Regions from separate parts of the Mus musculus genome. Here regions 2, 3 and 4 are each linked to region 1. Evidence: chromatin loops called from intact Hi-C (ENCODE). Cell type or tissue: heart. All regions are shown on one strand. Links, peaks and the distances in the headings refer to the core of each region. The heading gives the core; the rest is flanking DNA.

Evidence for each region. Hi-C counts contacts between places; a loop is a spot of excess contacts. Peaks named below come from ENCODE experiments on the same cell type or tissue, not always from the same donor. Only the 100,000 strongest peaks of a DNase experiment are listed, where the experiment ranks them.
Region 2: it touches region 1 in a loop (2.9-fold over the local background); 4 of 42 quality-filtered maps call a loop at or near these places.
Region 3: it touches region 1 in a loop (2.3-fold over the local background); 2 of 42 quality-filtered maps call a loop at or near these places.
Region 4: a loop joins it to region 1, with 2.7 times the contacts of the local background. A loop is called at or near these places in 2 of 42 quality-filtered maps.

Annotation. Positions count from the first base shown.
Region 1 is chr1:186,259,201-186,264,539 of GRCm38, reverse strand. No RefSeq gene overlaps it. Among named protein-coding and RNA genes, the nearest start is that of Gm35201, 120 kb to the right of the region's middle. In heart, for the core only: no CTCF peak of the experiment used is centred there; DNase peaks (open chromatin) are centred at 409 and 2,819; H3K27ac peaks cover 2,147 bases.
Region 2 is chr1:186,411,022-186,416,360 of GRCm38, reverse strand. Gm35341 (a long non-coding RNA gene) reads right to left here. Exons shown (of 4, transcript XR_373803.1): 2 at 2,775-2,946. Among named protein-coding and RNA genes, the nearest start is that of Gm35341, 5.9 kb to the right of the region's middle. In heart, for the core only: no CTCF peak of the experiment used is centred there; DNase peaks (open chromatin) are centred at 2,350, 2,960 and 3,870.
Region 3 is chr1:186,179,648-186,184,986 of GRCm38, reverse strand. No RefSeq gene overlaps it. Among named protein-coding and RNA genes, the nearest start is that of Gm35201, 44 kb to the right of the region's middle. In heart, for the core only: a CTCF peak has its summit at 2,222; a DNase peak (open chromatin) is centred at 2,136; H3K4me3 peaks cover 228 bases; H3K27ac peaks cover 1,695 bases.
Region 4 is chr1:186,194,236-186,199,574 of GRCm38, reverse strand. No RefSeq gene overlaps it. Among named protein-coding and RNA genes, the nearest start is that of Gm35201, 59 kb to the right of the region's middle. In heart, for the core only: no CTCF peak of the experiment used is centred there; a DNase peak (open chromatin) is centred at 2,284.

The DNA.
Region 1 (5,339 bases), core at 233-5,232:
ACACACCTTTGCTAATGTCCACAAAGAAAGCCAGGAAGGGAAACACTTGGAAAAATTTTTTACAGAGAAAATGGGAAAACTTGGAGGCAGAAGAGGAGGAGGAGAAGGGAGAGAGGGAGGGAGGGAGGGAGGGAGGGAAGGAGGGAGGGAGGGAGGGAGGGAGGGAGGGAAGGAGGGAGGGAGGGAGGGAGGGAGGGAGGAGCCAGAAGAGGAGTAAAACGGGAGGAGGAGGAAAAGGAGAGAAAATCCAGTAATCAGAAGGAAGAAACATTGTATATCTGTTCACCTTTGCTCACCCCTGTTTCTTACTCTCTGCTGTTCTGGCTGAGTTTCAGACTCCTCCGCTGGGTCTAATCAACGGCTGACCACATCTGTTCGATTGGAAGTGTACGTCATCTTGGTTTTGGAATATAGGCAAATATGCACTTAGTTCTTCTCCAAGCCAGAAGCTTGCTCAATGTTTAAGGATCGGGCTTGTGGAGAGCCAGGAAACAGGGAACAATGGTCAGAACCCAGGGAGCTGTTCAGTAGGGAGGATTAGGTTGTGTCATTCTGGAGGCCGGGCTTGCTCATTTCTGTGACCCTTCAAAGAGGGGACCATCCCACCTATGCAGCAGAACCTCACATGAAATAGTGACAACACTATACATCATCTACAGAAACCCCTTCTTCTAAGATCTCAAACTATGCCTCTTAATCAACAATGCATCAACCTTTATATGTTTTTCAGGGAGAGTGTGAAAATTATGTAATTATTCCTATATTTATTTAAGTTGTGGATATGGTATATGTTTATATCTTCATGTTTGTGTGCACCTGTGCATGTGCAGGAATGTGCACATGTTCAAAGGCTGGAGATCTGTAGCAGTTGTCTTCCTTAGTCTTTCTGTAATTTGCTTTCTGAAAGAGCTTCTCTCATGCCCAGCAATCCTCACTCGTTTACCAGATCTAGCTGCCTAGCAAGCCCCAGGAATCTCGTGGCTCCTCCCCTTCAGTGCTAGGATGACAGGTATGGACCCAGTGTCCAGCTTTGTTTGCACAGAGGTTGGGGATCCAAACTCAGGTCCTTAGGTTTGTGTGGCAACTGAGCCATCTTTTCAGCCACAATATCCATTTTACATGTGAAGAAACTCAGAAGTTAAGAGTGAAAAGGAAGTTTCTTGGGACAAAGTGCACAAGTTATGCAATGGTCTGATCTCTTCTTCCCCAACACAATTCCTGTTGCTGTTGCTGCTGCTGTTTTGTTTGCTCTGTTTTTTGGGACATTGTTTTGTTTTGCAACACAGGCTGAACCTGAGCTCACAGTCCTCCTGCTTCGAGTATAAGAGAACGGAGAGTCTCACTGTGGCCACCACATCCAGCTCTGATGCTCAATAGAAGTTATGACCTTTCACAAGTATGACACTACACTTGAGTGAGGATTAAGTTACCTTGGAGAAATTTTAAATCACAGAATAACAGTGTATCCATTTGACTTGAGAAGAAAATCTAAAACTTGTTCCAATATAAACTCCAACTACTCCAGCCCCTTAGAGAAAGAACATGAATGATCAGACTTGTAATTCTTTCTTATGGAGGTCAGTTTCTCCCATAGCTTAGTATATTTAAGGTCCAAGCTATTTACAATTATCCTATTTAATATTCTGTACCTGCCCTTTAATTTAAGCACACACACACACACACACACACACACACACACACACACACACTGCATGCCCACAGGCACAAACATTTACAAAGAAATACAGTGTTTGGGTTTAAAAGTTCAAGTGGTTGTTTCATTTTATCATTTCTTTTCTCAAACATACCAGAGAATTGTGAGGTTAAATGTTTTGTCATAATTAGCATATAGTTTTGAAAGTTGCTTTCTTTTCTTTTCTACTTCAGACACTACATATGTGTGTGTATATATATATATATATATATGTATATATGTATATATATTTCACATACAAGTAAGTAGTTTATATGATGTTCACATAATATGTTGTTGCACAGCAGTAGAGCAGGCATGTAATGTGAGAGTGTGATAAAAAAAATTTTGAGGGATGCTCACAGCAAGTCCAAGGTTTCCTGCACATCTGTGACTCTGTGGACCTGACCCTTTGGGATAAAAGAAGCCAACTGGCTAGTCAGATGACTCACAAATTGAATTGTTTCTGTCTTGGTTGCTTTTCTCTTTCTGTGTAAACCACTACCAGAGGCAACTTAATGAAGAAAGAGTTGATTTTGGCTAATGTTTCAGAGGCTGAATTCAAGGAGAGGGGGCAGCATGGCAACAGGTGGCCGAGACTCACTTAAGTGCTTGCTGCTCATGCACGAGAACCTGAGTTCAAACAACGCACAGGGTTTACAACTGTGATCCCAGCACCAGGCAAGAGGAGACAGGGAGCTCTCTGGGGCCCAGTGGGCAGCCGATAGAGAGGAATCGATTTGCTACAGGTTCAACGAGAGGCCTTGAGTCAGAAAATAAGATGGAGAGAAGTTAAGGAAGACACTTGATGTTGAACTCTGGCCTTTGTATGCCCATGAAACTGCTCATGCGAGCACAAGCACACCCATGCACACACACACACACACATACACACACACACACACACACACACAGAGAGAGAGAGAGAGAGAGAGAGAGAGAGAGAAAGCAGAAATATCGAAGATGCATTTAAGTAGAAACTTCTGGTATGTTTTAGAACACCAGGACAGAGGTCTGGAGCTGGCTTTGTTGACTAATGGGGAGTCCAGGATCCAGAGAGCAGCCTGTGAGTTATCCTCTCCACATTTTCTTCATCTCTCGGCTAAGGGATTCTGGATCATTGTTTAGCCCTGGGCAAACTGCCAGAGGTCAGGGGTTGCCAAGGAGGATGGAAACCCTCTGTAGATCAAGGACTCCCAGAAGCAGGCACATAAAAACAAAAGGAGATGTGAATGGGGTGGAGAATGGGTGTGGGACCCCAACTTCTTGCATTTCTATTTTGGACCACTTGTGTGGAATCACAAGGGCGGATGCCATTTCAACACTATTGTGAAAGTCACCAGAAGCAAGGGCTGGCTTTTGGCTTCTTTTTTTTTTTTTTTTTTTTTCCTGAATGTGGGCGAGCCCTAAACAGAAGCTGGGCCAGAAAGTGTGCTTTATGGCTCTCCCTGTGAAAGTACAATCTGGAGGCGTAGTCCCACACAGCACTTTGACTGCAAATACAATATGAGCATAATTCAAACTGCGCATAATTCAGATTCACTCAGGACCCCAGTGTAGTATATTTGCATTAGCACTGCTCCTGTAGAATGTGGGAATCTTTTCTTTCTCCTCTTATTGAAAACATGCTGTGTGTTGACTATATTCTTCCCCATCTGTGGTATCTCTGCTGTTTCTAAGCTCTGGGCTCACATGCCTTCCAAGGTCACTTGTCTTCGTTCTCCATCAATTCTTTCCTAGACATTACAACACATCTCTCACACCTACAAAGAATAATTCCCAAGTTCACACTGTGACTTGGGCCAGAGACCTATTTTTGAATATATAGGACTCTAGCATACATGGCTTGTCTGTCTAGATGAGCCTTGTTGGAAACACCTGGGTGAAGCTGTTTAGGTAATGTCCCTTTTATCAAAAGCACAAGTGTGTTCCCATGTCCCAGATTTCCTTTTCTGATCCCAGCCCGAGTGTGCCACCTGAGTGCCCCCCCCCAAACATCTGGACAGACATCTGGAATTCTTTAATAATTAAGGGGGTGTGTTTGTGAAATCTTCACTCCATATAATGTCACCTGTGATATCTCTAAGGATTCTTGGAAAGAGGGTAGTTGAGATGAGGTGGCTGGTCATATTTCTAAGGTCACCTCTCCTAGTCACTTCATACTTCAGCTTCCTGTGTTGATTCCAGTATGAGTCTTGGGGTGGGGTTCTTCCCTGAAACCTACTGCAATGGCTCCCAGACCTCACAAGCTCTGGCATCAATCTCCTAAATGCCTTTCAGCACACAACCTGGATATCTAATAAGTCTCTCACAGTTGAAGGGCACAAGCTGGGCTATTCTGCACCCCACACCTGCTCCTGGATTCTTTCCCACCTCAGAACATGCCATCACCATGTTCTTAGTTTGCAGAGCTGGGAATCCAGGAACCATCTTAGATTCTTTAGTTCCATCTCTTCCACACAGAACCTACCATCTGTCTGCTCTCTGTTTTCAAAGTACACAGTGAACTCAATCATTTCTCACTCCTTCTAAGCTGTCATACTCGGTCACCTGAACAGTAACCATGTGCCTACTGTGCCCCAGCCATACTTACCAGGCCACACTCAGCTCTCAAGTCACCATGGCCCTCTAAAAACAAAAATCAAGCCGTGTTCCTCCTGAGGTCTAAACTGCCTAATGAGACCTCTTTATAGTGGAAGGAAATCCATACACGTCAGTTGACAAGGTCCTCTATGATCATCCCTGCCCTGACACCTCTGTTCACCTTCCTTTATGTTCTTGCTGTTTCTTAAAACACCAACCATCACAGCCTCCTGACTCCAGCTTTAACACCATCTTATTCCACCTCAGACGATTTGTTCTTGATGTTCATCTCTGTATAACACAAAATGAACCTTTGTTGGGGTTTTATTGTCTATAATTTAGATTTTTTTCAGTGCAATATAGTTAATAAATTTCAATTTATACTCTGGAAATTGAAGGCAAGCAAATGGTCATTAACTAGAATATACAGCCCACTCACGGGTTATCTTCCTTAGCCTCCCTTTGGTTATAGGACTTACAACTCTAAGGTATATGGTCTATTTGTTTAATCTCCCCCTGAAGCTATGCATTCTCTGGAATCTAAGCTCAGTTCAGCTAATGCATAGCACACATTAGGCATTCTGTCTGTGCTTCTAGACTAGACAGGTCTATGAGACTTGCCATTGCCTTTGTAAACTTCACAATTGTAAAATACAAAGAAGAGCAACAAAGGCAACAGAGCCTTAGCATGTGTTATTCTCCAACCTGTGTGTCTGGGGAATAATTGGGTTGTCACTTCTTCTAGCATGTTGTGGCCATACCCTCAGAGAAGATCCCCATTCCAGTGAGTATCCCACCAGTGTGCCCCAGTAAGTCAATAGGGGGTTGCATTCTAGGGGATTCTCAAGCTATGAATGATGTTTAATAATAATAGCTTACACTTCAATGGGGTTATAGATTTATATATTCGTATATATTCATATAGTCTGTGTTATACTCTATGTAGGTCTATTTACCTGACTGCTTAGGATATTTCTCCTTGGGTACTAAGCTTCACTTGTATGCAATTTTTTTTTTCTAGCATGACCAGGATTGGCAGTGACAACACTCACTGTGGTCTTTT
Region 2 (5,339 bases), core at 179-5,178, 150 kb before region 1:
CTAGAGAAAGCAAGAGTGTTGGGCATTTCTTCTAGGCTCTGCCCCACAGTTACCTGGCAACAGCCAGGTGTGCCTGACTCACTATAAAAGGAACTGCTGGCCCCCCTCCTCACTCTCTTCCTCTTGCTTTTCTCTTTCTCTCTTCTCTTCCCTCTTTGTCCCTTCTCTCCCCATTCCCCTCCACCCTCTCTCCATGTGCTCATGGCCAACCTCTCCTCCTCCTCTCTCTCTCTCTCTGCCTTTCTCTGTTCCTACCACTCCATCAACTCTCCCCTATGCCCTAAATAAACTCTATTCTATACTATACTTTCATGTGTCTGGTACCTCAGGGGGAAGGGATGCCTCAGCATGGGCTCGCAGATGCATCCTCTTCCCCCACACCATACAGCACCTATACCAAAACATATCCTTTGCTTTATTTTCTTCTTCTTCTTCTTCTTCTTCTTCTTCTTCTTCTTCTTCTTTTTCTTCTTCTTCTTCTTCTTCTTCTTCTTCTTCTTCTTCTTCTTCTTCTTCTTCTTCTTCTTCTTCTTCTTCTTCTTCTTTTACAAAACACAACAAAGGGACCAAAACCATGGATGTCCCCTATGACAGGAAGTAACCTTGGGTGACATAGGGAGATTTCCCTCAGGTGAGAGGAAATGAGTAAGATTAAGCATCCTTTCCTACAGTGAACTGGTGCACACACACAGCTGCCGGGAACTGTCCTCAGGGTCTCTGTCCTAAAGAGTCAGAGTGACAATGGGTCTGAGGCTTTAGACCCATTCGTCATTCCCATGCCACCCAGTCCAGCCTCGTCAGGAGAACATGCTGCCCTCTCTGGTGTGCCTGCTGGTTATAATGTTGGGGGAGGGCCACACCATCTGCAAGGGTTATTCTAAACCCTGTGTCACTCCTGAGAATGGCTTAGTAGGTCATTCAATAGTTAGCAATTAAGTATGACGCTGATAATACCTCTCTAGTATTTATGAAACAAATGAAAATGCTTAACCTAGGCTTTGAAGGTATCTTGTATTCTATAAACCTATATTCTGTGTGACGGGCGCCACGCTACAACCTAGAGTCCTGCTAGAGTATAAGCTGCAGTTACTTTACTCCAAGTCTCGCAAACTTGATGCAACCAAGGTGTTTACCAACAAAGCACAGAGAAGAGTGGGGCTGTAGTGCGTTGTCTCATTTGTGGACCCTAGATGTTACAGATGTGTGATACCAGAAACAAACTCCAGTGGCGTGGAAGTAAGAGAGCTATCGGGGAACAGAGAGGACTAGGGGGAAGGGAGACAGGGCAGTGGGGTACAGGGAAAATAGGCTCAAAGTACATTGTGTCCTTACATGAAAATGGCCTCATTTATCTCTGTAAACTAAAAGTAAAGAGCAAAGACTTTGAAACAGAGAAGCAGCCCAATCGACGTCACTTCCGGGGATGAATTACTGTGACTGCTGCCATTAAGACAGTGAAAGGAAGGGGAAGTTAGGTCAGTAGGCTATTCCACACATGGGTGGACCAGAGATCCCTACGCTGCACAGCAGCAAACCGAGCAGGGGGGTGGGGGGAGGGAGGAAAAAGAACTGGGAATGAAGGGACTCTCTGTACAGCAGAGCTTAGCCAAGCAGGCCCAGCCACAATACTAACCCGCGAGCACATACTTCCTTCCCGAGCCAACCCGCGGCTTGCCTGACTCCCATAATCTGTGTTGTTGATTTTTAACCTGGCCCCCCAAGGGTCTTGTTGGGGATCACAAGCAACAGCCCTGAGCATCTCCCACCCCTGTCTTGGAACTTAGCCAAGCAGGCCCGCTACAATGCTGGCACACGAGTCACTGATACTTCCTCCCTGAGCCAAACCTAGGATCTACCGGCATGGCTAGAGATCGTTGACGCCAAGGAGAAAGAGACAGCTGTCTCCTGTCTGGCTACTTCTCAGCCAATGAGATGCTGAGAAGCTTGAGAGCCAATGAAATGCCGAGAAGGTGTATAAAGATTTGCCCAGTTCTGGGAGTCAATCTTGCCTGCACAACACCTATGCAAGAAAAGGCCAGTCAACATCCCAGCCCGCAGAATATCCTTAAATCGCTACTGGCTGTTGATGGCTACTGGCAGAGGAATGGTTAACATGCCAGTGGTGTGACTCGGTAGGATGTGAGCACCAGGCCTGTGGGAATGTGGCCTGTAATATCTTGGCAGAAGCCATCCTCTTGGTGCTAAGGTCAGAGCTAGGGAAAGATGCCATAACCACCATCAAGACACTTGGGCCCAAAGGCAACACCCAGTGCCTTGCGATCCGCACTTGCAGGGAAGTGTACGGCAGCAAACTATTCCTGCGTGTGGCCGATTTGATGGGGTTAAAATATGATTAAGCCTAAACATGTAAACACTAAATTCCCAAGTTGATCATGCTGTAATACTCTATTAGGGTTAGGCCAGATTACAGCTGGTTGTGTTTCTTCATACTGGAGCCTGGTCCAAAGTGATGAATTCGCTTATAAATCCCACAGTCATCCCCAGAAAGAACACGATTCACAGAGAGCTTTCCTAAGGTTTCAAGTGGGCTTCAGCGAGGCATGTTTTAAGCACCACCTGGAAAAACCACAGGCAGTGCTGGCCGGCTCTTAGGGAGCATCAGGGAAATGCCACACATCTAGAGCCGCAGGCCCGCAGTGCCCTTCCTGGGGGGGGGGGGGGCTCCACGTGGAGCCTGGGTCACGCGTGCTCTACCTCCTGTTCTCACGGGGAGGAAAAGCACAAGGCTGTTAACCATAAAGGAAAAATAATACCACACTCGGCTGAAATCACATCCAACTGGAGCCCGGTTTGTAATCCTTCATCCTTTCTGGGAGTCAGTCAGCTGCCACGGACACCCCCACAGGATGGATCTTTTTCCAAGGCAACAAACGCTCAATTCATCGGGGAACCGGAGCCCGGCTCCTGCGCTGTTTCTTCGAGATCCTTGAAAGGGTTGAATATGAATTGAAACCAAAGACATATTATTTTCAGAAGTGAGCACATTTTCACCCTGGTTTAGGGATGTCAGCCTTTTTCCCTCGCTTGCATAAGGAGGGTGTCCCCCGCTCTGTAGGCTGCTCTCAGTGACTTCATGAGGCCTAGAAGACAGGCTGGTCTCCTCTGCTCCACCCACAGTGTTTCCTGACAGCCTTAAGTGCAAAAGCAAATGTTTTGTTTAGGTAGGGACCTTAAAATAATGAGGCTTGGCTTTTGAAAAGATTAGCTACAAGAAAGAAAAATGCTGTAGGAAGTCATAACAGTAGTGGTTATCATGATATTAATATGCAACATCTGGCCTGGTGTATGCAATTAGATCTTGATGCAGAGTTAGAAAGGAAGGAGGGAGGAAGGGAGGGAGGGAGAGAGAGAGAGAGAGAGAGAGAGAGAGAGAGAGAGAGAGAGAGAGAGAGAGAGAATAATTCTTTAAGTTTAAATGTGAGTCTGTTTTGCAAAACTATTGGACTTGTACGAAAGCTGTCTATTACATGCCAAAAGCTGGATAGCTTCTTATTGGATAAAATATGCAGTGAATTCTACACTCCATTTCTGTGCAATAAAGAAAAAAAATTAGGGCTTGTAAAAGTGCATTTAGCATTTGTAACCCTAACACATGGGGGCTGAAGCAAGGCATGAGGTTAAGGGAGGTGGCTGGCCAGTCTGTCTAGTTGAAATAGCAAGTGCCGAGCTCAGAGAGAATGGTAAGGTAAAGAAGTCATTGAGAAGGGCATCCAGACATCAGCCTCTGACCTTTACACATGTCCAAACAAATGAGCACACCCTGCCACCCACACCCAACACTCACACACTCAGATGCCATGGTGGCCTGCATTATTTCCAGGCTCAGCTGGAAATTCCCATCTGGACAATTCCTCCTGGGATTGTTTTTGGAGGGATCATATCTGCAAGTCTCATTGATGTCATCATCTCTTGGACCTGCTCTTGGAAGTGGACTGGGAAGGGGAGGGGCCTACAGAATGGAAGCCAAGTCACCCAAGACCTTCTGCCAAGTACCTGGTGATAGGCTAGCTGCGGTACCTCACCTCCATTGCTTCATGGGAATTGTAAGGGTAGCCAGTGTCCCCTCTGGCTGGTCTCATGTCTCTTGTGGAGAAATCACCATGAGAGATGGAAAGTCAAGTGTGGTTGTACTAGGGAGTGGGGACTCGGCTAAGCACAGGGATTGGTGATTATAACTATATTTGGAAAAAGAGGTGGTGAAGGTAGGAATGGGAGGGAGGAGGGTCGAGCTGTGAGGATGAGAGTCGCCATCTTCACAGATGCTTCAGTGTCTAACCTGACTTGCCGGCCCATATGCTTTCACAGTTACTTCAAACATTTTTTCCTCTTTTTTAAATTAGATATTTTCTTCATTTACATTTCAAATGCTATCCCCCTCTCTGTTTCCTCTTCAAAAATCCCCTATTCCTTTCCCCCATCCCCCTGCTCCCCAACCCACCCACTCCCACTTCCTGGCCTATTTCCCTATACTGGGGCATAGAATCTTTGCAAGACCAAGGGCCTCTCCTCCCATTGATGGCCAACTAGGCCATCCTCTGCTACATATGCAGCTAGAGACATGAGTCCTACCATGTGTTTTCTTTGATTGGTGGTTTAGTCCCAGGGAGCTCTGGGGGTACTGGTTAGTTCATATTGTTGTTCCTCCTATAGGGCTGCAGACCCCTTCAGCTCCTTGGGTACTTTCTCTAGCTCCTTCATTGGGGACCCTGTGCTCTATCCAATAGATGACTGTGAGCATCCACTTCTGTATTTGCCAGGCTCTGGTAGATCCTCACAGGAGACAGCTATATCAGGCTCCTGTCAGCAAAATCTTGTTGGCATTTGCAATAGTGTCTGGGTTTGGTGGTTGTTTATGGGAAAGGTCCCCGGGTGGGGCAGTCTCTGGATGGTCCTTCCTTCAGTCTCAGTTCCAAACAAAACCATTCTGGGTAAGGCCTTAGGAATTATCTGATGACAGATGGAATTGAGAAAACTTCCAATTGTTCCAATGAGAATTGGTACCTACCATATAGGACCAAGCCACCTGCCTTCTTCTCTTTAACTCCTCTCTGCGTGTGAGCAGATGTGTTTGATGGATTTATGGAATCATTGATTTTCTTCTCTTTTCATTGAGATGACATCTCATGCTGGCCTTGAAGTCTCTTTGTAGTTGAGGACTTTGAAGTCTTGATCCTCTTGCCTCAGTCTCCTACCAACTTCATTCAGTTCCAGAGATGAAACCTAGCCTTTGTGTGTGCCAAGCGAGCATTCTACCGGTGAAGCCACATCCCTATTCCTACAATGTTTTTTAACTGACAAATAGACATCAAATTGGGACA
Region 3 (5,339 bases), core at 62-5,061, 79 kb after region 1:
TGTTTGTGTTTGTGTATCTTTGTGTTTGTGTGTGTCTGTGTATCTTTGTGTCTGTCTGTGTGTATCTGTGTATGTATCTGTGTGTTTGAGAGAGAGGCAGAGAGAGAGAAAGAGAGAGAGAGAGAGAGAGAGAGAGAGAGAGAGAGAGACTTTGAAATAACTTGTAATTTAGTTACATTTTGAATTTTAAAAGCAGAAAAGATTGGCCAGCTATCTGAGGTAAGCTGTATAAGATTCCATTTCTAAAATAGTGATAAAATTCTTTAATGACGTTTCAGAGTAATTTGCACCAAAATTTGTTAGTTTCATTTTACTTTCTTAGAAGGAGTAATTATAAGACTAAATGAAAACACACATGAACGAAAACTCCTGACAAACCAGAATAGTATTTCCAGGGAGAAATGATGTCTAAATAAGATGGCTTCCATATCCCCATGTGTTATAATATTGCAAATATTTATGCTCAAGGTTTGCATCTGTGTGAGGAAAATAGAGTCATGAGGAGAATCAAACAGTTGTTATTACTCTTTGGTTTGTGTTTTAAAGACACACACGCACGTGCAGACACACACACATCACATATATTTCCTTTTTGTGTCTGGCCGTTTTTGATATAGAAGACAGTGTCAGGGGACTCTCTGGGACTAAAGTTATATACAGATGTTCAAATTATAACACTGAAACATGGGAACAGTTTTGTTCCCATCCTTAGAGACTGGCCCTGGCTCTCTACGTACAAACTGATGTACTCAATTCCTGATTTTTTTTTTTTTTTGGTTGAATTGTCCACATGCATTATAGCAGTTGAGGGATTTTATTCTCATATCTAAACCTGTTGTCAGAAACAACTCTTGCCTTGTGCCCTGTGTTTTGTTCAATGTGAGGTGCCTGAGTTCCCTGGGCAAGCACTCATTGTTCAACTGGATCACCAGTCTACAGAGAAAGCAGCTCTGTGACCAGGCTGAACTGGCTGACTAAGGAGCAGAGATATGAAGCTATTCCAGGGGCAGAGAGAGAGAGAGAGAGAGAGAGAGAGAGAGAGAGAGAGAGAGAGAGAGAGAGAACTATGTAAAAGTAAAAGCAAAGGAAAGTGGGGGGAGGAGCGGGGAGGGTTCGGCAGCCAACAGCTTCGATGGAGAAAGCTAAGTTCAGAACCAGTCATCCAGATTGGTCTGCGGCTGCTCACAAGAACAGTAAGGTTTTCCTTCCTTCTCTCTGAGTGGGAACAGTGTCAAGACAGGCATTTGTACATGATCGTTGCAAAGGGCAAGCAGAATAGCTCAGTGGGTAAAGAGCTTGCCAGGCAAACGTGAGGACCAGAGTTCAGATCCCCAACCCCTTAGTAGAAAAGTCAGGTGTGGTGTCATTCTCTGCCCTGAGGAGCAGATCTAGGCAGGTGCCTGGGGCTTATAGACCATTTAGACTCATTGGTGAATTCCAGCGCCCATCGAGGAGGGAATTTGTCTCACAAATCAGAGTGAAGGATGCCTCGCCACCTCCCAGTGCGGAAACATGTTGCCACGTTATACAAACCGTCCCTTTCTCTGCCTGTCCATGTGGTTCATCTGCCCTGTGCATCTCAGAACAAAGAAAAAAAAATCTTGCAGGCTGGTTGTAAAGGTTTTGTTCACAGAGGCTGGCCCCAGGGCTAAATGGGTGAGTCCTGCCAGCCACCAAACCTAGCCTGTATACCTGTATACACGTGCAGCATTTCTCTAAGCAAACTGTTTCCTTAATATGGTAAAATCTGCGGCAGCCAAGGGGAAAAACCTGTGATCTCAGAACCCAAAACTGATGACGGAGTCACAGCCCCATATTCCTGAAAAGCACTCAGGCTTTCTTTCTGATCAAACCAGAAGCAAGCAGGAGAGCTGGGGGATGGGGGCGTGCTGTTCACCGCTCACTCTCAACAAACTCTTTCTCCCGTGAGGCAGAGAGCACAGTGGTTTAATTCACAGCTTCTGGGGCTTTTAAAAAATACTAAACCATTCAAAAGTTTTCTATACTAACCAGCGTATCTAAAGATCCACAGGGATAAATAAACGCGGTGAGCTGGCAGGGGCCTTCGGTGGCATAATGACTGCTGGTTATAAACAGTAAACAAGATATAATCAGCAAGCACAGACGACTGCCCAGTCACGCGGGGCATAAATCATTAGCCGAATGACTTCAGCAGCACTGTCTCCGAAGCAAAATTAAGCCGACGGTTCCCCCTGTGGCAATAATGAAGTACTGTAATGCTGGCATAAATAAATAAGTAACCCAGAGAAGAAGGCTTTGTTGTGCCTTGGAAATGATCGAAGGTTAACGTCTCATAAATAACTGTGTAGCGCAGCTCTCATCTCGGGGAAGCCCTTTGCAGGGGTCAGGAGTTAGGGAGGACGTTGTTGTCTACTCCTGTAGACATGGAGATAGGCACGGTGCCTGCTCCCACAGTCCCTGCAGCTAGCGTGTGCTGTAGGTAGGGCATGGAGTCGCTGACATATTACCAATCTCAAAATGACAAATTTCTCTCTACTGTAAAGGCAGATATCATTCACTGATTCAGAAAGAGCCAAAGAAATGCTAAGCAGAACACAGGACAGAGAGAGGACAAACCTCTAGCTGGCCAGGGGCTCTCAAGCTAGATTGCCAACGACCTGAAAGGGAAAAATTTTCAATTCTGACTTTGGCCACAGGACCCAGCCATATGTCTTCCACATTCATTTTGCTGAGTGCCAAAGTTCATTTAAAAAAAAAAAAAAAAAGAAAGAAAGAAAGAAAAAAAGAACTGGCTAATCACTTGTTCCTCTTGGATAAGTGAACTTGGCTATGGGACGTGATCACACAAAAAGACTCCAGGGAACATCTTGATCCCTGGCTGTGCTGACTCAATATCTTGTATTTCTCACTCCAATTTCTTTATCTGTTTTACGAAGTCAATATAGCTTTATCACCATCTCTGAAAAGGAGAGATCTGGGCGAACTGCTGTGAGCTCGCTGACTTGTAAACACAGCCACATTTGTATCTTTTCACAGTGCTGGGCTTTATTAAATAACAATCAGCTAGGTTGGTTTTATTGGCAACATTTGTCAAGGAGTCCCAAAGTCTCCAGGTAGCTGGCTGAAGAAATAGGTTCTTTTATTCTAAGCTCAGATCACACATTACAACAGCAATTATACCACACACACACACTACACAGTAAATATATCAATACTATATAGACATAAAACTTATGTTAGGTTACACATGGCTACCACTGCAGAATTCTACACTGTACAAATAGCAAACAGAGAGAACAGTTAAAACAGACTGTGTCACCAGTGAAGGCAAATCAAGCTGAAGACCCTGGGATGCTGGAATGTTCCCTGCCTGTTGTCCCTTTAAAGCACACACAAGGTATCAGGTGACAGATCAGCAGAGTCACCACTGTACATGGCAGTATTATATGTTCCAGGTGAGGAAGTTTCCTCTTTCCTAAGGCTGGGTGCTTTCCTGATATGATTGAAATAAGCTCATGTGCTTAGATCATCTCAATGTACCTTAATTACATATGGTAGCATGTTTTCTCCTTCCAGGAACCAATCATTCATCAGCCTGTGCCTCATTGGCTGACAGAGCGAGCCATTTGTATGTACACTGAAGTGCGCAATCATCCTTCATCTTCAGTCTGGATTCAAAAGCTGCAGGTGAAACAGTCTCTCTCAAGGCAGGGCACGGACCACTGTTTTGCACAACATGGGGTGACTGGAGTGGGGCCGAGCCTGATTCAACACTGGCTTAGTGTCTTTTTCAAATGTCTCAATAGTAGAGTTTACTTTAAAGTAGCATTTTAACAATTTCCACTGGTTCTAGGTTCCTACCTGTGGGGAGACTTCTCTTCCACAGCACAGCGTGCCATCTGTAAAGTGAGCTACCAGCTTCAGGGTCTCTTTAAGTAAACTAAGATTATGTCTGATTTGATGGGACAGGGACGCAGCCTACAGTTTTACAGATGGCTTTCACAGGGCAGACACTTCAAAGGCTTAGATTCCTAATCTTGCCCTTCCTTCCCTGCCCCTTTCTATTTTGATGCTTCAAACAGATTGGCATTAACAGATCAAAGCCTACGCTCAGCAGGTCTGACTGTGGTTATGATAGCTTTGCCTCTTTGAATATCTGCATCCTCCTTTATTAATCTATAATGAGAAAATATAAACGGAAGGTTCATTACCTCTCTGTCCTTATAGGAATAAGGCTTCAGTTGGTGAGTTATGTAACCTCTGAGCTTACATTTCCTTGGATGAAAAGATCACCCACGTGCTTGACTGTGGAACAGAAGTGAACATTTGAATGAAATGGCAAATAACACATCCAACGTATGTTCAAAGACAGGTCAAAGCCAGATTGAGGGCAAAGCCAGTATAGTTATGAATAAAACATTGTTCACCTCTTCTCCCTGCTCACCTCTCCTAGCCTCTCCTCCCTTACACTTTCATGATCTGCCTAATTTCTTCAAGAACCCTATGAATCCATGAGGGTCTCCCTTTATGTTCAATTTTGGTTGCTCCCATCGCCTGTGATAGTTATGACCAGTTCAGGCCAATGCCAACAAGAGAAATAGGAATGATACCTGTTTCAGGCTAAGAGTGAACCAATCCAGAACCAGCTGGTCCAGATGGATTGCCAGGGCTATGCTCTACCAGGCCAAAGGATCTTCCAACCTGAACACTCATTCAAAGATAGTAGCTGCCAGGTTTGGCGAGGCATACCCATTATCTCAGTACTCAGGAGGCTGAGGAAAGAGGATTGGAAGTTCAAGGCCAATGTGTTATATGCAAAAATATTGTACCACACAAAATAAAACCCACAATCAAAACATAGTTATAACAATAAGTGATTGCTACCAGGGAGTACTTGAGATCCTGGTGCACTCCATAGCACTACCAACAAACAAAAATGAATCTAGCAAGTACAAGCATAAAACATTAGTACCACTCAAAGCAGATCAAATATCTAATAAACTCTTATTAATACCAAAACATATAAAGAAATATCATGATATATTCATAAAAAGACACTAGCCCAATTCAAAAGTAGCAAAAGGTTTTATAGACTTTCCTTCAGAGAAGAAACACAAATGGCTACCAAATACATGAAAACGCATGCAATATCATTAATCATCAAGAAAATGCAAACCAGATGTGGTGGTATAACTCAGGGACTAGAGGCAGGAGAATAAGGAGTCCAGGGCCAGCCTTGGCTAAATATTGAGTTGGAGGCCAGAAGATACTGATCCCTTCCCCAACAAAATGAAAAATAAATCCATAATCCACCCCATCAGGTCACACTTGCTAGCATAACTGCAATCAGAAAAGCA
Region 4 (5,339 bases), core at 157-5,156, 65 kb after region 1:
AGTCTCACCCAGAGAGATGAATCTTCCGTAGAGGGAAACAGAGAGGGGGTTCCGTACAGAGCTGTTCACAACATCTCACAAAACATAGAGATTTGGTTTTAAAATAGTATTTTATTAACACTAGTGAAATCTAGTGATATAAGGGGGGAAAAAAACAGTGGCGATGAGTAAATTTTCCTGAAGTCATGAAGGAACAGTCTCTAGAAATTCAGACCTAATTTAGCTAAAAATTAAATGTTGTAATAATAGAAAGATATGAAGAAAGATGACACCAATAGACAAGCTAACACGGATGGGGGGGATCTCAAGTGGCTTCAACCCTAGACAAAGCGCTACGGACAACTAAAGAGTGCTGAGCATGGAAGAAAGAGCTTTCCTTATGAGAGAGCCCCATAACTGGTTATCCAATACCAAGTGATCTGCCTTGAAATCATATACATACAAGTAACATTATAAGGACTGAGCAGGTCATATGTGTGTGTGTGTGTGTGTGTGTGTGTATGTATATATATATATATATATATATATATATATATATATATATATATATATATATATATATAATTTGTGTGTGTATTCTACTCAGTCACTATATATGTTAAATAATTAAATTAATTATTTAATTTAAAAAATTAAAGAAAGTAAATCAATAGAAGCTGAGAATTTGAAAGAGAGCAATGAGGGGGCAATGTGTCAAAAGGGTTAGAAAGAATACAGGGAAGAGGGAAAATGATGTAAGTACATGTTAATTAAAAAAATTAGAAACAATAAGTTATTTTTAAACAGGCAGAATCTCAAAAATTGATCTCTGCTGCACTTTTTAAAAGGAATTCCCACAGAAAATGTTATTTATGAAAGTAAGGAAGTAAACATAGGTGAAGAATCCATGGACATGGAGAATGACAGATCCAACAGCAGATGGGGAAGACAGGGACTCAGAGGGGACTGAAAACTGAGAGGACAGCTCTGTGCCTGGACAGGTGGCAGGCAGCCAGCTGACCTGGGAACAATCAGACCAAGGCAGGATTCTGTGGGAAGAACAACAGTGAGGAACTTCAGCGTGCTGGCAGAGAGGGCAAGGATAGTTTCATAATGGTTTCATAACAACATGGGAAAGATGCACATTGTGGTACACCTGAGATTCCAGCCACCCAGGTACTCTGAGAGAAGGGGACTGCAAATGGGAAGGTATCTGTGTAAACAGTGAATTCTACAACAGGAGTTGATAGAGGTTCTGTTTCAAAATAAAGATCAAATATGATTAGGGCTCTAGCTCATGAGTAGGGTGCTTTCTCTCATCTGCAAGTTATTGGGTTCAACCCCTGTTATTAGAAAGGAGATCAAGAAGAAAATAAAATAAAATTAATTTACTTGCTAACTATAGAAATGATAAGTACAGGAGGGTATGTACTTGGAGCACGCTAAGCGGCAGAATCATGAGCACAGACATGAGAGGGTATAGACAATATAGTCTTGCAAATATTTGCCCCATGATAATAGCAATAGGAGGTCAGTGGGGGTTGGAAGAGTTGTAGTTCAGGATTAGGGGGAATGGGAAGGAAAATCTGTAGTAGGCTGTATTGTTGCTCACAATATTCATTACTGTCCTCTGACCCTCTTGATAGAAAGCTAGACAGGTGATGCTCATGGGTCCATTGCATGCAGAAACCATGTGAGCTGTGTATGTGTCCTTGTGACTCTCACGTTTCTCAACCATGGCTACTCACATCTATGTCCACATAAGAAGATTCCCTGGACCCAGAATTTCCATAGAACAGGTTTTAAAACCAGATGCAGAAATATTAATGTAAGCCAATCTATAGGTTTACAATCTAGAAAAAATAACATGTGTTCATACAATGACTAATTCTTTGTGGTTCCATATTATGAGTTGTTGTTGTGACAACCTTGAAAAAAACCTACTCCTAAGAGCCATGAACTACCTAACAAAACCTCCAGTATGTGCAAGAGAAAACCCCTCTTGAGCTATTAGTTAGGGGAGTCCAAGAGAACTGCCCCTCAACAAAGCTAATAAAGGCTACTGCGGTCTTTGCCATTGGTTGCCTCTGGAATTTAGAGGTATGATCCTGTTGCTGAAGTGGGATATACATTGGATACAGGACTTAGAAGAATAAAGCTGGAGCTTAACCGGAAGCCTCAACCCTGAAGAGTGGCTCTCATACTATCAGGATGTGCTATGTGAGCTGCCAGGGAGAGGAGCCATCAGAAACCCTACCCAAGCTGTGAAGCCACAGCCTGAAACAATGACTGGCTGGCCTGGAAAGGGATCCAGGAGGCCGAAATGATGACAACCAACAGCTGTTTCACTGGAGTGAGGGTGGGATAACAGGAGGGAAACCATGTCTGGCACTGGAAACCTAGTCAGCTGCCTATGGCTGGAAAGCTCACAGACCCAAGAAGAGAACCAACTGCTGTCATTTTCCTCAAACAGTATGAGTCCTAACTGCACTCTGACTACAGCCTTATTCCCCAGGGTAATAGTAGGTATTGCCCCTCACCAAGGGGGTTTCTTTCTGCAAGAGCTAGAATCCATTACAGAAAGCCACAGCTGGTCCTGATACAGAGTTCAACTGATAATGGGCTACCCATCCCTAAATAACAAATCCACACAATACCACAACTCCTGAACCCAAGACTCAGGAAACATCTCAGAAGGGGAGGGATAAAGATAGAAAGATCTAGAGGACCAGGAAATCTGGTATGAGATTGTGAATTCCAAACAGTGGACATCTCAAAACAAAAGGGAAAATTTCAAGGGGCTACATCACTAGAGGAAGGGCTACAAGCAATTAACAACAAGGGATAGAGAATTAGTCTCTCAGGAATGAAGTCCATGACGAGTTATCTAATAGCAAGTATCAGCCCTAGGACCATCCATGTAGGTAACATTGAATGGACTCAGCAGCTTCTATTTCTATAATAATGTTTATATGTAACAACAATGGTTAAAGAAGAGGAGGAGGCCATGAACTTGGGAGGGAAAAGGGGAGAGTGACATGAGAATGAAAGGGGAAAGAAGAAGACAGGAAATAAAGTAATTATATATTAATTAAGTCAAAGTAAAGGCAAAATCCCATAGGCCTCTGAAGCTAGCTCCTAATTCTTGACTCTTAAATTTTTTTCCTCATGGAAACGTGGTAGGTAATTTAAAATCTAAAAATCAGGTGTCTCTCTGTGTGTGAGCGTGTTTGTGCATGTCTGCATAGTATGTGTGTGTACACACACACAGAGAGAAAACAACAATATATAACAAAGTATTTGAACGACCCTTAAGTATATATTCATAGAGAAATGGAACAAGAACAGTCTGGGTAAACATTACTTGAAGCAACATTAATAAAACTACCTGACCATTTGTTAGTAACATAGTAATAAATGTAACATATAACACTAGAAGTAAAATTGTTTGACATAGGGTCAATAATATATAACTGAGAAAAGACAAAAGAAAAAAATAATATTAAGAAATACAATAAAACATATCCATACTACAGTAGCAATTATACTGCATTATATAAGATACTATATATTATACATAATATTATGCATAATATAAAATACAATATATTGTGATATACTGTAATATAAAAAGAAAAAACAGAGAACAAGACGTCTGAGAACATTCTGGAGCTGAACTGAAAGAGGACTTGAGTTACTTCGAGGTGATACAAATATCAAGCAACTATTTTTTGTAATCTAGCTATTTCAACTATTTCTGGAGTTATTCTCTCTCCACTATCAGATCCCTGTTCACCCCTTTAAGCTTTATAACCACCCTTTAAGTTTTGTTATTTGTTCCTTTAACCCCATTTTGCAGATATTAGCAGGGACACTGAACAGAATACAGGAAACTACAGGAAAGACTTGGAGGGTCTGACACTTGGGGCTGTTTTTCTATTGTCACCTAATGGACTTTGTCGCCTCGTACCTGCTCTGTTCTCAGAAAGCAGGACTGTTGTCCAGATGGTTTTAGCAATTGAGGAGAAAGAAGATGCTCGGGGCTTTGCCTCTCACCCCTGTGAGCCACAGTCCATTGCTATCTGTAGCACACTCCTTATCCTGGATGTTCCGGGAAACACGGGAAAGTCAGAGAGCCGGGTGGTGCTGGAACACAGCTGCATCAAATGCAGGGCAGAGGGCGGCCCATTTGTCATCACTCTAAGCAATTCTAAAACCTCAGCACAGCCGTTTACAGATTCATTACCTGAAACACCCCAAATCCCGTTGTTAAAGCCCTCAAGTTCCCACAGGGTTTAATCCTCATTTTCTAGTAACTACTGGAAAAGAATCCCAGATAGAAGCTACTAATTAGATGTGCGGAGCCTTTCTTGCCCCTCCTCCTTGCAATTCTTCTCTTTCCTGTGGCTTTTCTCGACCTCCCTATGCTGTCTCTTTCTCATGGGTCCTCTGGAATGCAAGGTTCACTAGGAGTGGGTAAGGATGAACACTGGCACCTCCACACCTCTCACTGCCAAACTGAGGCAGTTACGGCTGTTTCCTTGGTAAGAGGAAGCACACCTGCCCAGAACCTTACTTGCTCGCTCAGTCCACCACTGAATCTTCCAAGATGCCAGGCTTTGGAGCACAAAGTTTTACAAAAGCTTCCTACAGTAGAAGCGATGGCGACAGGTTGGTCAAGAGTTACGAAGCTACAGTTAGAAACTCGGTGAGTTCAAATGTGCTGTTACACAGTTAGATGACTATAATTAAGGCCAGAACACAGGATGGCTCAAAAAGCTAGTACAAGCAATTTTTAATATATTCATAATAAAGAAATGTATAAAGGCATAGATATGTTTGCTCTGATTTAAACATTACACTATGCCTTACACATTAATCATTATCTGTGCACTGAAACATCTCACAGTACCGAAGATAATATAGACACTTACGCACTAGCTAAAACCAAGTTTTAATTTAAATTGAAAATCAAAATTAACTAATATTTAGTCCTTACATAAAATTGTAAAAATGGGACAAGGAAAGCCCTATAGAGTCTTGGGGAAGAAAATACAATAATATTTGAAAAGAACTATCGTTCAAGACAATGCTCCCACCAGAGAGGTCAGAAACTCACTAGGGGACATTTTGTGGCAGAAGAGTAGGGACGGGCGAGAAAGGGATGACAAAACTGACATGTGAAAGAAGCCAGTTGACAGAAAATCTGGAAGCCCTTCCTTATTGGGCCTACAGGTAACACAGCTAACCAGAGAGAAGAGACCAGAGCATTCAACCTGGGAGGAAGGTGTCATTCCCAGGACCTACACTGAGTCAAAAGCCTCCTGGCCAGCACTTTTGAGTGCTGCCCTTCCCCAGCT